Linked DNA regions of Homo sapiens: region 2 is linked to region 1. A link is a loop called in an ENCODE intact Hi-C map of the cell type or tissue named here. Cell type or tissue: CD4-positive, alpha-beta T cell. All regions are shown on one strand. Each heading gives the region's core, and the rest is flanking DNA. Links, peaks and the distances in the headings are about the cores only. Region 1 overlaps USP42 (ubiquitin specific peptidase 42). Region 2 has its middle 24 kb from the start of OCM.

Region 1 (5,379 bases), core at 205-5,204:
TTCATGATATAAACTTCCCCTACCCAAAACACCTTCAGCAAGCCAAACTGCAACACCCACCCCCACATCACAATATGAAACTTACTGTTGTCCGGGTGCAGTGGCCTACACCTGTAATCCCAGCACTCTGGGAGGCCGAGGCGGGTGGATTATAAGTTTGAAACCAGCCTGGCCAGCATGGTGAAACCCCGTCTCTACTAAAAATACAAAAATGTAGCTGGGCATGGTGGCGCGCACCTGTAGTCCCAGCTACTCGGGAGGCTGAGGCAGGAGAATTGCTTGAACCCAGCAGGCAGAGATTGCAGTGAGCCGAGATCGCGCCACTGCATTCCAGAATGGGCGACAGAGCGAGACTCTGTCTCAAAAAAAAAAAAAAAAAAAAAGAAACTTACTAAAGGACTCAAAAACAACATGGCGATCAAACTACTCGAAGCCAGGGGGTGTCCAATCTTTTGGCTTCCCTGGGCCACACTGGAAGACAAATTGTCTTGGGCCACACGTAAAATACACTAACACTAACACTAACGACAGCTAATGAGCTTAAAAAAAAATCTCAAAAAAACTCAATGTTTTAAGAAAGTTTACGGATTTGTGTTGGGCTGCATTCAAAGCTGTCTGGGCTGCATGCTCTAAGCCAAACAACAATCTAACTAGGAAATTCTATTGTATTTCAAATCTTCATGTCCTCAAATGCAAAAGTCTTGAAGTACCAACTTAAAGTGTTACTGTCTCATTTATCTGGATGAGTTTTAACGAATGTAACCACATTTGTATCATTATAACAAATGTAACATTTGTGTTACATGCTCTCTTTTTTTTTTCTTTTTTCTTTTTGAGACAGAGTCTCACTCTGTTGCCCAGGCTGAAATGCAATGGTGCGATCTTGGGCTCACTGCAACCTCTGCCTCCCAGGTTCATGCGATTCTCCTGCCTCAGCCTCCCAAGTAGCTGGGATTATAGGCACACACCACCATGCCCAGCTAATTTTTGTATTTTTAGTGGAGATGGGGTTTCACCATATTAGCCAGACTGGTCTCAAACTCCTGACCTCAGGTGATCCACCTGCCTTGGCCTCCCAAAGTGCTGGGATAACAGGTGGAGCCACCATGCCTAGCCTATCTGCTCTCTTTCAAAGAGCTTTATTACTACGAATGATTTTTAACTGCCAGGAAAAAAACAAAAACAAAAACAAAAAAAACTGGGTAAAGCTCATTTGTCAAAAGACAACCATTTTACAAAACACCTTTAAATTTGTAAAAGTCATCTACTTAGGAAACTAGAATAACTACTGGTTAACAAGTTATTATAATGCTTGCCCATCTCAATTCTCACCAAGATAAAGTTTATTCTTAAAAAAAACTGGAATAAAAGGGCCTGGCGTGGTGGTTCATGCCTGTAATCCCAGCACTTCAGGACGCTGAGGTGGGTGGATCATGAGGTCAGAAGATCGAGACCATCCTGGCTAACATGGTGAACCCCCGTCTCTACTAAAAATACAAAAAAAAAAAAAAAAATTAGCCGGGCTTGGTGGCAGGCGCCTGTAGTCCCAGCTACTCTGGAGGCTGAGGCAGGAAAATGTCCTGAACCCGGGAGGCAGAGCTTGCAGTGAGTCAAGATCGCGCCACTGCACTCCAGCCTGGGTGACAGAGCGAGACTCCGTCTCAAAAAAAAAAAAAAAAATTGGAATAAAAGAAACTAATAATATTCTAGCAACTAAAAACAATCTACCCTGTTGTCAGTCAATGACGAACAAGTAACAGGAAAACAAAGCCCATCAAGTAATACAACTCTGCTGGCCACTCAGGTGGCCTCACGCCTTGCAAAATAAGCCCCTCTCTGAAACCACCAAGCCCCAGCAGCATTTACACAGGAGTTTCTGGCGGTAATTCTCTCTTTTGAAAAACAGTACCTTGATCCTTTTGTGGTGATGGTTTTGATTTATCAGGTACAGATGAACTCGAATAAACTACAGCACCAGGTACTGGTCCTAAAGAAAGTGTGTGATTTGACACATCATTCAATGAAGACACAGCACCCCAGCTGGCAGAACCTGCATCCATGTCTCCAGGTGAGACTGCCTCGGAGCTGCCAGGCTGATTCTGATAGGCTGATGGGTCTGAAGATTCAGAAGCTTTGTCAACTATGGTCATTGTTCAACTCTGCAAAAGATGAAAAGTATGTATTTGTTTCATCAGGTGAGAAAAGCAATCTCCTTACCCTACCGTTAGATCTTGGAAGATCATTCCAGCCATTTTAAAGTGATTTTCAAACACATCACTCAAATATAAAAACAATAGTACTTTCTAACATTTCTGTAATAATCCCCTTGGGACATTTAGCATCATGATAATCTGAATGTCAACAATCTTTATTTTAAAATCTTCAGTGAAGTATTTGATTAAAAGAACTTCTCATTTTCATTTCATGCCCCCTAAAAGTCTGGCATTTCAGTTTATAATTGGACATTTCAATTCTCAGTTCTGTTTATTTACTAAGTACCTATATTTTCCTTCTATACTGCTTAAAACTAGAAAAATTATACACAGTAATACATTTGACTACATCTTCAATTTGAGTATAATTCCTCAGAGAAAAGCATCAACTACACAGAAAAAATCTAGACTTAATTTTGTGCTTAAAGTGCAAATGGCACCAAGTGAAATACATTATATTTTTTAAAATTATAATTATAGAGATCTCACCTTTAAAACCATTTTTCTGAAGAGGCTCATTTATATGGAATGTATGACTTTTTAAATAAAACCCGTAAGCCATTACTGATATCAAACTCAAACACAAATATCTGTTATGAAAGGACTTGATTATAATTTTCTTTCTGAGTCCTATTTTAAAATATTAGGGCTACCACTAATTGAGCATTTTCTATGTACTGGGCATTGCATCAACTGCTGGACATACATTAACTTAATTTTTATAAAGAACGTATGAGAGATCAGACAGAATCCCCAGGGCCTATAAAATGAAGCAACCAGTCAGCAACTGGGACTGAGAGCCAGGTCCAGCGTTCCCAGCCAGGCTTCCTTCTGGTTATGCCACCCTGTCAACAGAAGGCTTTTAGGGATATTTCTAAAATCGCCCAACAGTAGCCACATCTAGACATGCCACTCCTATGTAGAAAACCTTTCAGGAGGCCGGGCGCGGTGGCTCATGCCTATAATTGCAGCACCTTGGGAGGCCAAGGTGGGCAGATCGCTTGAGGTCAGGAGTTTGAGACCAGCCTGGCCAACATGGTGAGACCCTGTCTCTACGAAAAACAAAAATTACCCAGGCATGGTGGTGCACACCTGTAATCCCAGCATTTTGGGAGGCCGAGGCAGGTGAATCACCTGAGGTCAGGCGTTTGAGACCAGTCTGGCCAACATAGTGAAACCTCATCTCTACTAAAAATACAAAAATTAGCCGGGCGTGGTGGCACGTACCTGTAATCTCAACTACTTGGGAGGCTGAGTCAGGAAAATCGCTTGAACCTGGGAGACAGAAGTTGCAGAGAGCCAAAACCGTGCCACTGATATCCAGCCTTGGTGACAGAGCAAGATTAAGTCTCAAAAAAAAAAAAAAAAAAGGCCGGGCGGGGCGCAGTGGCTCACACCCCTGTAATCCCAGCACTTTGGGAGGCCAAAGTGGGTGGATCACTTGAGTCCAGGAGTTCGAGACCAGCCTGGCCAACATGGGGAAACCCCATCTCTACTAAAAATAAAAAAATTAACCAGGCATGGTGGCGCACGCCTGTATTCCCAGCTACTTGGGAGGCTGAGGCAAGGAAAATTGCTTGAACCTGGAAGGCAGAGATTGCAGTGAGCCGAGATCATGCCACTGCACTCCAGACTGACATAGAGAGACTCTGCCTCAAGAAAAGAAAGAAAGAAAAGGAAAGGAAGAAAGAACACCTTTCAGGAGTGGCCCAACTGCCCACAGCACAACATCTTAATGTCTGGACTTCACATTGTCTGACCTAATAACCTCGCCAAACACCCTCTCCGTCACGTTCCCACCATGCTGAAGTCTTGTTTTTTTTTCTTTTGTCCCTGCTGTCTCTGGGCTCTGCACATGCTGTTCTTTTCTCCGACTCTTTTCCAACCTTCCACCTCCAGCCAGTTCACACTTCCACTTCTCAGTTTAGACTTTACTTTCTCTGGGACACTTTCCTTGACATCACCATTCCCCCAAGACGGGGTTAGAAACCCCTCCTCAAGGCCCCCACAGCACCCTGTGCTGATTTCTACGGTACTGTGCTGGCATCTACTCCACAGCTGTTTTACTTGCTGTTCTCTACCATGTTCTTATTCACATCCTCTGACCTGGTGTAGAGAAAGCTTTCCATACATGTGGAGAACAACTTAATGAACAAAGTCTGGGAACAGAAAACAACTAGCGTTTGCTTTTAGCACCAGCTTGTGCTGAATGATTAACATACAGTATATCATTTGATCCTTAAAAAACTCTGGAGTAGAAATGGCCTTAAAAAATTTTTTTTTTAATATTGAGGCTGGGCGCAGTGGCTCACGCCTGTAATCCCAGCACTTTGGGAGGCCAAGGCGGGTGGATCACGAGGTCAGGAGATTGAGACCATCCTGACCAACATGGTGAAACCCTGTCTCTACTGAAAATACAAAAATTAGCTGGGCATGGTGGTGCGTGTCTGTAATCCCAGCTACTCGGGAAGCTGAGGTAGGAGAATCGCTTGAACCCGGGAGGTGGAGGTTGCAGTGAGCTGAGATCGCGCCACTGCACTCCAGCCTGGCGACAGAGCGAGACTCTGTCTTTAAAAGAAAAGGATACTGTAAAAGTACAAAAAAGTACTACCCATGCTATGAAGTAGGGATAATAAAATACCCATGTACTTTCCAAACTGGCTGCTCACAATAACTTTCTGGGGTTTTTCTTTTTTGTAGAGACAGGGTCTCACTACGTTGCCCAGGCTGGTCTTGAACTCCTGGCCTCAAACGATCCTCCTGCCTCTGCCTCCCAAAATGCTGGAATTACAGGCATGAGCCACAGAACCTGGCCAAATTTGTTTTTTAAAAGCATCAATTTTGTTACTTGTAATTTTTTTGTTTGTTTGTTTTGTTATGTTTTGAGACAAAGTCTAGCTCTGCCACCCAGGCTGGAATGCAATGGCGCTGTCACAGCTCACTGCAACCTTCTCCACCTCCTGGCTTCAAGTGATTCTCTTGCCTCAGCCTCCAGGGTAGCTGGGACTACAGGTGCGTGCCACCACACCCGGCTAATTTTTGTATTTTTAGTGGAGCCGGGTTTCACTATGTTGGCCAGGCTGGTGTAATTTTTAACTAGGGTAAGATTATCACCCAAAAAAATACAATCTTAAAGTTTCTGAACTCAAGTAGAAATAGAAAAGAT
Region 2 (5,379 bases), core at 239-5,238, 250 kb after region 1:
CCTCATGTTCTTATCTAGATATGACCTTGAATGGATAGAAAGAAGCTCAGGAGACAGGAGATCCCATCCTATCTTGGGCTTTTCTAGCTGTCTGCCCTTGGGAAATTCACTTAATCTCTCAGAACATCAGTTTTCTTCTTTTTATTTGATTTATTTTTTGAGGGACAGAGAGTCTTGCTCTGTGCCCCAGGCTGGAGTGCGGTGGTGCCATCTTGGCTCACTGCAACCTCCACCTCCTGGGTGCAAGCAATTCTCGTGCCTCAGCCACCCGAGTAGGTGGGATCACAGGCCCATACCACCATGCCCAGCTAATTTTTGTATTTTTAGCAGTGATGGGGTTACACCATCGCTACATTTCTCCTGGCCATCGTTGGCCAGGCTGGTCTTGAACTGCTGACCTCAAGTGATCCACCCACCTTGGCCTCTCCAAGTGCTGGGATTACAGATGTGAGCCGCCATGCCCAGCCTGATGTCAGCAAATTCTTTTTACCAACCCTCCAATCAACCACTTCCTGGTGCTGGGGCTCTGACACCTTGCTCACCTCAAGTGATCCACCTGCCTCAGACTCCGGAAGTGCTGAGATTACAAGTGTGAGCCACCACGCCCAGCGAGTTTTCTTTTCTCTTTCTTTTTTTCTTTTGAGATGGAGTTTCCCTCTTGTTGCCCAGGCTGGAGTGCAATGGCGCAATATTGGCTCACTGCAACCTCCGCCCTCCGGGTTCAAGAGATTCTCCTGCCTCAGCCTCCTGAGTAGCTGGGATTACAGGCGTGCAACACCACGCCCAGCTAATTTTAGTATTTTTAGTAGAAACGGGGTTTCACCTTGTTGGTCAGGCTGGTCTCAAACTCCTGACCTCATGATTCGCCCGCCTCAGCCTCCCAAAGTGCTGGGATTACAGGTGTGAGCCATCATACTTACCCATAACATGCTCATATTTTCATTTACCTTCTTGAACATACCAAATAGTTGTAGTAAGTGTTTTAATCTCTTTATTAGTTCTATCTTTGTCATTTCATTTCATTGATTTTTCTCCTCTTCCTGGGATATAATCCTTGCTTCTTGGCATACCTGATGATTATTTTTTTTCAGAGACAGGATCTTGCTGTGTCACCCAGGCTGGAGGGCAGCGGCACCACCATACCTCACTGCAGCCTCAACCTCCTGGGCTTCAGCAATCCTCCCACCTCAGCCTCTCAACTGACTGGGCTTACAGGTGTGCACCACCACACCTGGCTAATTTTTTAGTTTTACTTTTGTAGAGATGAGATCTCGCTATGTTGCCCAGTCTGGATCTTGAACTCCTGGCCTCAAGCAATCCTCCTGCCTCACCCTCCCAAAGTGCTGGGATTATAAGTGTGAGCCAACACTTCCTGCCATGCCTGGTGATTTTTTACTGGGCACCAGATATTGTGAATTTTACCTGGTTGGGTGCTGAATATTCTTGTTTAAAAAATATATTCTTGAGCTTATTCTGGGACATGGTTAAGTGACTTGGAAATAGCGTAATCTTTTTTTTTTTTTTTTTTTTTGAGAGTGAGACTCGGTTTGTCACCCAGGTTGGAGTGCAGTGACACAATCTCAACTCACTGCAACCTCTGCCCCTTGGGTTCAAGCGATCCACCCACCTCAGCCTCCCTAGTAGCTGGGACTACAGGTGCGCACAACCGCGCCCAGCTAATTTTTGTATTTTTAGTAGAGACGGGGATTTCACCATGTTGGCCAGGCTGGTCTTGAACTCCTGACCTCAGGTGATCCACCCGCCTCGGCCTCCCAAAGTACTGGGATCACAGGCGTGAACCTCCGCACCCAGATGCGTGGTCCTTTTGAGACTTGCAGAACTAGACCAACCCTTAGTCTAGGGCCAATTCTGCCGCACCACGAAGGCAACGCCCCTCTGAACACTTGATTCAATGCCCCAGGTATTATGAGGTTTTTCACTTTGCCTGCTGGAAACACGAACGGTTCCCAGCTTTTTGTGGACTTTGGAATTATTCTGCCTGTTTCTATTGTGTGATTCCTTCCCCTAGTCTTGCTCGGGTAATTTCCTCCATGTGTGAGGTGATCCCACTCAGCTTCAGAGTCAAGAGGTTTCCTTTGCAAAGCTGCAGAATTTGGGTTTTTTTGCATATCTCTCCCGCAGGATTCCATCCTGCAAATTCCAGCTGCTTTGGCCTGCTCAAACTTTTTTTTTTTTTTTTTTTAGAGACAGAGTCTCGCTTTCTGGCCCAGGCTGGAGGGCAGTGGCGCGATCTCGGCTCACTGCAACCTCCACCTCCCAGGTTCAAGTGATTCTCATGCTTCAGCCGCCTGACTAGCTGGGATTACAAGCATGCACCACCACGCCCAGCTAAATTTTTTGTATTTTTAGTAGAGACAGGGTTTCACCATGTTGGCCAGGCTGGTCTCGAACTCCTGACCTCAAGTGACCCACCCACCTCGGCCTCCCAAAGTGCTAGGATTATAGGCGTGAACCACCGCACCTGGCCAGGCCTGCTCACACTTTCAGCTCTGTCTCCTGCACTCAGGGAGAACACTGGGCTCTGCCCGGCTGCCCTCCTCCCGCGGCAGCTGGAAACACTTTGCCTCATTGGTTTCTCCCCTAACGGAGATCATGGTCTTTAGTGCCACCTATTGACCGGTGTCTAAAAACTGCCTTTGCGTATGTGTTGTACGGTTTTCTAGGTATTTAAGGCAAGAGGGTTAATCCATCTTGGCCATAAGTTGGGGAAGTCTCCACAATTTTTACAACATTTTGGGAGTCTGAAGGGGGAAGACTGCTTGAGACCAGGAGTTCGAACCCAGCTCGGGCAACACAGCAAGACCCCAATCTCTCCAAGAAAATAAAAATACTAAAAGTAGCCGAGCATGACAATGTGCGCCTATAGTCTCAGCTACTCGGGAGGCTGAGGTGGGAGGACTGCCTGAGCCCAGGAGATCCAGGCTGCAGTGAGCCATGTTGGCACCACTGCACTCCAGTCTGGGTGACACAGTGAGACCTTGTCTCAAGAAAAAAATAAAACATTTTAAGTTCCTGGAAGGGTGAGTTAGAGGCTATATAAAGAATTAAAGCTTTTTTAAAATCACATTCCCAAATTATTGGTCAAAAGGGAGCAGTGGGCCGGGTGTGGTGGCTCATACCTGTTATCCCAGCACTTTGGGAGGCCGAGGTGGGCGGATCACCTGAGGTCAGGACTTTGAGACCAGCCTGGCCAACACGGCAAAACCCCATCTGTACTAAAAATACAAAAATGAGCCAGGCGTGGTGGTGAGCACCTGTAATCCCAGCTACTTGGGAGGCTGAAGCAGGAGAATCACTTGAACTGGGGAGGCAGAAGTTGCAGTGAGCCGAGACAGTGCCTCTGTACTCCAGCCTGGGTGACAGAGCAAGACTCCATCTCAAAAAAAAAAAAGAATTAAAGCTTTTGGTGGCTCACACCTGTAATCCCGGTACTTTGGGAGGCTGAGGTGAGCAGATGGCTTGAGCTCAGGAGTTCAAGACCAGCCTGGGCAATGCGGTGAAACCCCATCTCTACAAAAATTATAAAAATTAGCCAGCCATGCTGGCTCACACCTGTAGTTCCAGCTACTCAGGAGGCAGAGGTGGGAGGATCGCTTGAGCCTGGGAAGTTGAGGCTGCAATGAGCCCTGATTTTGCCACTGTACTCCAGCCTATACAACAGAGCAAGACCCTTCTCAAAAACGAAAAGAAACTGCTGTTTCCTATGTTTTGTACAGTTGTAGGTATTTAAGGCAAGAAGGGTTATCCATCTTGGCCATAAGAAGGGGAGATCTCCACAATTTCTGTAAACATTTTAAGTTCATGGAAGGGGAATTGTGGGTTAGAGGCTATATAAAGTATTAGGATTTTTGATAATAAGAAAATATGGGCTAAGCATCGTGGCTGTAATCCCAGCACTTTGGGAGGCCGAGGTGGGTGCATCACTTGAGGTCAGGAGTTCGAGACCAGCCTGGCCAACATGGTGAAACCCCCATCTCTATTAAAAATGCAAAAAAAATTAGCCAGGCATGGTGGCGGGTGCCTGTAATCCCAGCTACTCAGGAGACTGACACAGGAGAATTGCTTGAACCCAGGAGGAGGAGATAACAGTGAGCCAAGATCATGCCATTGCACTCCAGCCTGGACAACAAGAGCAAAACTCCATCTCAAAAAAAGAAAAGGGCACATATGTGTGCGTGCAACAGAATACAGAATATTTATTTCCAGAGGAACCCTGACTTCTCCAGGCTCCTCGGTTTGTCCTTCTTTGTGGGCATGATTTATGCAGCTGCCTATAGATGTCACCACAGGAAGGCACGTCAGAGGTAATAAAAATCCCAGAGTGAGAACTGCGGCACCACGGCAGAGGGCCAGAGCACGAGTGCAAAGGCCCCGTGTCAAACACAGAAGAGGTTTTTGTTTTAAATCACGACATCTAATGGCTCACACCTGCAACCCTAGCATTTTGGGAGTCTGAGGTGGGAAGATGGCTTGAGCCTAGGAGTTAGAGACCAGCCGAGGCAACATAGCAAGACCCTGTCTTTACCAAAAATAAAAAAAAAAAAAAATAGTTGGGCGTGGTGGCATGCATCTGTGGTTCCAGCTCCTCGGGAGGCTGAGGCAGGAGGACCACTTGATCCCAGGAGTTTGAGGCTGCAGTGAGCTGTGATCACACCACTGCACTCCAGCCTGGGTAACAGAGTGAGATCCTGTCTCAAGTAAAACATAAAATAAAATAACATAAATAAAATTAAAATTAAAATAAATAAAATGAAATAACAAAATAAAATAACATCAGTCCACAGAACCCAAATCTTCGCCCAAGATAGAGTGACAGCCTTTACTAAAACAAATATGATCACCAGCAACCAAATTAAACACGGTCCACGTGAAGAGTGAATGAGGAAAGATTTTGGTTATGCTCAGGCATTTGGACCAGTTTAACTGAGGTCAAATTTTTTCAGATTTTTCTTTTCAAAAGCTGGTTGTGGAGTGGAGTTCAGGAGCATGTTCTTCATAAAGTGGCTCTTTGTGGGTCGGCCCTGGTGGGCGGGATTTCATCAATCTCACCAACCTCATTATCTAACATGCTGAATATGTAGCATCGATCAACGAACGAGATCCTCGGTCTCATGAAGTCAGCTTTCTGGGGAGGAGAAAAGAAACACAAATAAACAAGGAAATAAACGCCCAAGGTGGAAATAAGACAGCGTGAGGGTCAGGTTCCTTGAACTCACGTTTTTTTTTTTTTTTCTGAGATGGAGTTTCACTCTGTCGCCCAGGCTGGAGTGCAATGGCGCTATGTCGGCTCACTGCAACCTCCGCCCCCCAGGTTCAAGTGATTCTCCTGCCTCAGCTTCCTGAGTAGCTGGGATTACA

What was found. A loop is a pair of places that touch in the nucleus more often than their neighbours do. Peaks named below come from ENCODE experiments on the same cell type or tissue, not always from the same donor. Only the 100,000 strongest peaks of a DNase experiment are listed, where the experiment ranks them.
Region 2: a loop joins it to region 1, with 10 times the contacts of the local background. A loop is called at or near these places in 14 of 110 quality-filtered maps.

Annotation. Positions count from the first base shown.
Region 1 is chr7:6,107,905-6,113,283 of GRCh38, reverse strand. USP42 (ubiquitin specific peptidase 42) reads right to left here. Exons shown (of 18, transcript NM_032172.3): 2 at 1,910-2,159. The coding sequence starts at 2,150. Among named protein-coding and RNA genes, the nearest start is that of USP42, 5.6 kb to the right of the region's middle. In CD4-positive, alpha-beta T cell, for the core only: no CTCF peak of the experiment used is centred there; no DNase peak of the experiment used is centred there.
Region 2 is chr7:5,853,874-5,859,252 of GRCh38, reverse strand. It overlaps the pseudogene ZNF815P. Among named protein-coding and RNA genes, the nearest start is that of OCM, 24 kb to the left of the region's middle. In CD4-positive, alpha-beta T cell, for the core only: CTCF peaks have their summits at 2,431 and 2,635 (motif pointing left); DNase peaks (open chromatin) are centred at 562 and 2,592; H3K27ac peaks cover 678 bases.